Linked DNA regions of Homo sapiens: region 2 is linked to region 1. Evidence: chromatin loops called from intact Hi-C (ENCODE). Cell type or tissue: K562. All regions are shown on one strand. Region 1 overlaps PHF21A (PHD finger protein 21A). Region 2 overlaps PHF21A (PHD finger protein 21A).

Region 1 (2,500 bases):
GCACTAATCTACCTTTGTGCATATGGAGAGTAGCATTCCTGGCACTGCATTAAAAACTCCAGGAGAATGCATTATTAATGGAATACGTTTCTCTCTCTCTCTCTGTCTCTCAAAAAGGGAAATCATTTATGTGGCCACTGTCAAGGATGATAGGGACAGACTTAGTGCTAGTTCTTAACCAGCATATTTTTTAAGTGAGTTACTGAGCAATACATAAAGAGAAATGCTTTAGCAAGTAAATACCACATGTAGCTTGTAGACACCAATGTGATCTAATTGTAATATAGATCACTCTATAATGTGTCAACCTGTAAGCTTTACTACCTTGAGTACTAGATCCTATGTTTTTAATAGGATGCCACATTATCAAAGGTTAGAAAAACAATAATGGCTAGGCATGGTGGCTCACTTTGGGAGGCCGAGCCAGGAGGGTGACTTGAAGCCGGGGGTTTCTGACCAGCCTGGGCAATTCAGTGAGACCTCATCTCTACAGAAAACTTAAAAATTGGCTGGATTTGGTGGTGTATGCCTGTAGCTCTAGCTACTTGGGAGACTGAGGTGGGAGGATCACTTGAGCCGGGGAGTTTGAGGTTATAATGAGCTATGATCACACCACTGCACTCCAGCCTGGGTGACAGTGGAGACCCTGTGTCTAAATAAATAAATAAAAATTATTTTTTTAAAAAAAGCCATATACTGAAAATAATAATGAATTTGGGGTTTGAATATTATGAAGATTACCAGAAGGTTTTTGAATCACTTTTGATTTAAATAAGCTCCCATCATTTGTTTACTGGTTTCCAGCTTTATGTTTTTGGTTTGTTTTTGTCTACACATGTATAATTGAGCTGAATATGTGTGCCAATAAGTAACAGAGCTGCGTTCAGCTTCTGCTTAAGTCTGCAGTATTAAAGTCTTCCTTTTGTTACATGTGCTGGTCTTGCAGACTCTGTAGAGCCTTATCAAATGCAGCCAGTTGGTGCTGCTGGTATGAAAGCACAGGGGAGCTCTCATGTGGAAGGTTAATGGAGTGTAATTATAAAGAAAAATGAACTGCTCAACCACTCTATCTCACTCTACCTGCACCAAGAGTGACAAGTGCTCTGATCTTTTATAAACCCGGGAGTAGAGGTTTAACCATCTAAAATTATGACAGTATAACTGTCACACAAACATGCTGTGAAGTATAGGTATGCACCCCTGTGTAAGAATGATTCCTTCCTGTTAGGGGAGTCTCTGTTAGGACAGGAGCACCTTCAGCCACCAAGAGCAGCTGCTTGTTAAACATTGCACTTTTGTGTCACTTCTTTTCCACTGAATTTGTTCCATTTTCTTTTCCTAAAAGTGCTTTCTCCCCTATGATTAGTGGCAAAAGTGGATAGCCTGCTGATGAGTGGGTTCGTTCCACTGTATCCCATCAGACAACAAATATCCATGCTTTCTCCAAGCAAGCCTATCACACTTGCCTTAGCAGCCAACCTGAAATCAGCTGTATTCTTATAAAGGGGATGGAAATAATTGTCTCTTCTCATTCTCAACATCTAAGCAGAGTAGACTCTAGGACGCTTAGGTACAGTCTGACAATTAGGTCTTTCTCCCAGGTCTGCATATAGCACAGAGATTATACACATTTCTGTGGGCTCAAGATGGAGTTAGATTCTTACGTCCTTTGGTTGAAAATATTATCAGAAATATTTAGTAAGGAAAATGCAGCACAGAGGGACAAGGACAGAGAAATACCAGGGAGACATTCAAAGCGTGTGATGACTAGACAAACTGTTACTAGTGTGTCACGTTGCCAGTGAATATTGCAAAGTCGTCCTACTACTGGAACATCTGAAGGGTAAGCTAAGCGAGCTGGGTTGCAGAGCTGGGTTGATTTAGAGCTTTTGCCAGCTCAGCACAGAGTTGAAATAAGGTGTTGCAGAATGATGCAACAGCAAAACCCCTGACATCTTGTTCTTACAAAGCCTAAAACATAACCACTCTTGGTGAGGCTGTGCTGCCTACTGAGATAAGTAAATTCAGCATCACATACATTAGGCCTGTGGAGACTAAGCAGAAGTGATGGCTGCGTCACTTACACAGCAGTCTTACTGACTGAGCCCTGGTCTTGCCTGATACGTGGAGGAGGGGCAGCCAGGATTCCTAGTAGCAGCTCTGAAAGCAGGGAGGCTGGTTTTAAAACCTCTCTGTGTGGTTTGTAATGGTATTTCCGCAGCCCCTTTGCATATGGGTTTTGATTATCTGAGCTCTATTTCAAAAGACAAATAGCTACATAATTTTTATGGCAGTAAGATAAATCTGTTAGTGAATCAAATTTTTAAATCCAGCTTTAGTGGATGGTAAGTAAAGTTTGCTATGATTTACTTTAAAAACCCACCAGAGCCCAACACTTTACCCAGTCTAAATGTTGCCAGTGTCCATTCCATTTTTAAAATTGAAGTCATTATTCCAGAATTGAAGTTTTTGGCTTGAGGCTGTAAGGTTAGCAACAGAA
Region 2 (2,500 bases), 110 kb before region 1:
ATTAATAGAAACTCAAAGTAGTACTGCTTAATCAGCGTAAAGATACCCTACATAGGAATTAGTCCTGGTCTTCACAACTTCATGTGAGTAGTGTGGGCTGACCTCATCCCCATCACCTATCCCTACTCACTCAACCACTACCAAATGCTATGCTGATAACTCAGTATTTTTTAACGCAGTTAAAAAAAAAAAGTAAGTTATTTGAGTGCTGTTCATTTTTTCTGGCATTATATTTAGAAAGACATACTAAAGGCCTTATAATCTACATTAAATAGAACTCTTGATTCCAGCTTTGAGAGTTTTAACTTGTTGCTGAGATTATTAGTGATAATTCACTGTTGTAATTTTTAAATTAAAAAATTTTGTTACACAGGTAATAAAAAGTTTTCGTTATAAAAGTTTTTAAAAAAGCCTTTCTAATCCTAGAATACACTCCTTGCATCTAAGGTGCTTTATGCTTCTTTAGATCCACGAAGTGCTAAAGCCTTGCCGTAAAATTCTAAGAATTGGACCTGGTAGAATGTAGCAGTTTATTTAAACTATAGAGTAGTCAACGTTTTTTACCAGCCAAGTTTAGTTTTTCTCATTGGTAGCATTCATAAATATGCTTTTCCTTTTGAGTGGCTCAGACCATGTCCTACAGAGTATTTTATTCTTGTTCATTCTAGTCTAATAGTGTACAGAGGGCTCAATTAATGTTATGGATGGTGAAACTGAGAGACAAGAATTTGACTAAGTTAGTGGTAGAGCCTAGTTTTCCTTTTTTATTCTAGACTCAGTCATCTTGACCAGTACTCTCTACACTTTTAAAAATTATGGTTACCAGTTAAATGTATGATAGTCTAAACTAGTGTTTTATGCATGTTGTCAAACATATAGGAAATTTGAAATTTTTAAAAGGATGAGATTTTAAAATATAAGTTGTAATAATTTCTTCCCAGTGGCTCCCTTCCTCAGGGTACCCACACCCACTTGGAGATGAGTGCTCAAGATAGGCCATTCTTCCTGCAGAAGAGGCAGCCGTGGGGACAGCTGGAGGACAGTTGGTAAAAGGTGTGGGACTTTTAAGTTGGAGTGATCTTTTGCAGCTTTTTAATTTTAAAGAAACAGCCTTTCTTTCTGTGAAAGGCTGAAGGATTCAAAGTATAGGCCTGGAGAGAGGTGAGCTTTAAAAGACAGAAATATAAACCTTACTTGTTTTCCTCAGAGTTGACCAAAAGGGAAAGGGCTGCCTGCCCTGATAGCTTCTACTCCCATTGAGATGGCAGTGCCTTTTTCTGTTGTTAGGCAGTTTATAGAACGCAGGATAGCTTGGTAAGCGTCTTCTCTGTGCCTGATGTGACGTAACATTGTGGAGTATGCAGCATGCATGTTAAGTACAAGTGGTTGTATTTGGCTTGTTGCTACAGCATTTTTGAAGATGTCTTAAAAAGCAATTATCAGTGGATGGAGTTGGATATGTGCAAATTATTGAAATCATCATATCTCGAAGACCAAACTTTGTAACTTGAATTATTCTATTTAGTATTTGTTTACTTCCCCCAACCCCCAACACCTCAGAGCAGAATTCTTTTTCTGAAAGGAACAGATGCCGTTAACTTATCAGGACTTGATACTAAAAAGCCTACAAAAATCTTTGTGCTGTTTATTTTCTTTATTTAATCTATATGCAAAACATATTGTAATTATTGCTGTTAGAGAGTTTTAAGCTGATGGTTCCCCCCCACCCTTTTGTGCTCAGGGGAGATAGATTAGGAATGCCAAATTGACAACTTGGTATAAAGAAATAATGACCATTGAAATAAAACAGGAGTTCAAATAAAAAGCAAATCAGATACAAATGTAGAATGAAAATATCTTTTAGTAAAATGTTAGCATGCTGTACTTGGAACAGATGCCACATTAATTCAAAAGAGAGCCCAGAAAATGTGGCAACTTTACGATGTCAATGGAGGGAGCTGCAATAGTTCCTGTTTTCATTGTGTCAGGTTCTCAGTACCTTTAGGTCCAGTCCTGTTCCTTGTATTTATTTTCTGTATATTACATGTTAGTATACAAATATTAAATCCGTGCCTAATACTTATATTTGTGTAATTAAATACATTGTCATGCTATTAGATATTAGTATAAAAAGCCCAATAACTTATACTGCAATAGTCATGTTTTTTGTTTTAAATACACCTATCAAGATATTCAGAATCTGAAGCAAAAATTCTCTGCATCCTTCAAGGCACATTTATGATAAGAAGGTAGTCTAAGAATTGAGTCTTTCAAAGAGGCCTAGTGCTTTTTAAATGTAAAATTTGGACAAGTTACAAAATTATGAGAATTTTGCTTTTTTCTCATTTAAATTTGTAGTTATCATTGGACATTTGTTATGATTTTTAAGTAGCTTAGACTCATTCATTCCTTTTGTGTTTTTTTTTATGGTGTTTGGGAAGAAGAAGGGGTGATGGAAGGGTACTGTACACACTGGGATATTTTCAGAGTGACATTCATT

Evidence for each region. Hi-C counts contacts between places; a loop is a spot of excess contacts. Peaks named below come from ENCODE experiments on the same cell type or tissue, not always from the same donor. Only the 100,000 strongest peaks of a DNase experiment are listed, where the experiment ranks them.
Region 2: it touches region 1 in a loop (2.2-fold over the local background); 4 of 110 quality-filtered maps call a loop at or near these places.

What each region holds. Positions count from the first base shown.
Region 1 is chr11:45,994,116-45,996,615 of GRCh38, reverse strand. The region is part of intron 6 of PHF21A (PHD finger protein 21A); the gene reads left to right. Among named protein-coding and RNA genes, the nearest start is that of LARGE2, 73 kb to the right of the region's middle. RefSeq lists an enhancer at 1,663-2,208. In K562, a CTCF peak has its summit at 985; DNase peaks (open chromatin) are centred at 985 and 2,105; H3K4me3 peaks cover 230 bases.
Region 2 is chr11:46,105,542-46,108,041 of GRCh38, reverse strand. The region is part of intron 1 of PHF21A (PHD finger protein 21A); the gene reads left to right. Among named protein-coding and RNA genes, the nearest start is that of PHF21A, 15 kb to the left of the region's middle. In K562, no CTCF peak of the experiment used is centred here; DNase peaks (open chromatin) are centred at 121, 1,001 and 1,281; H3K4me3 peaks cover 539 bases.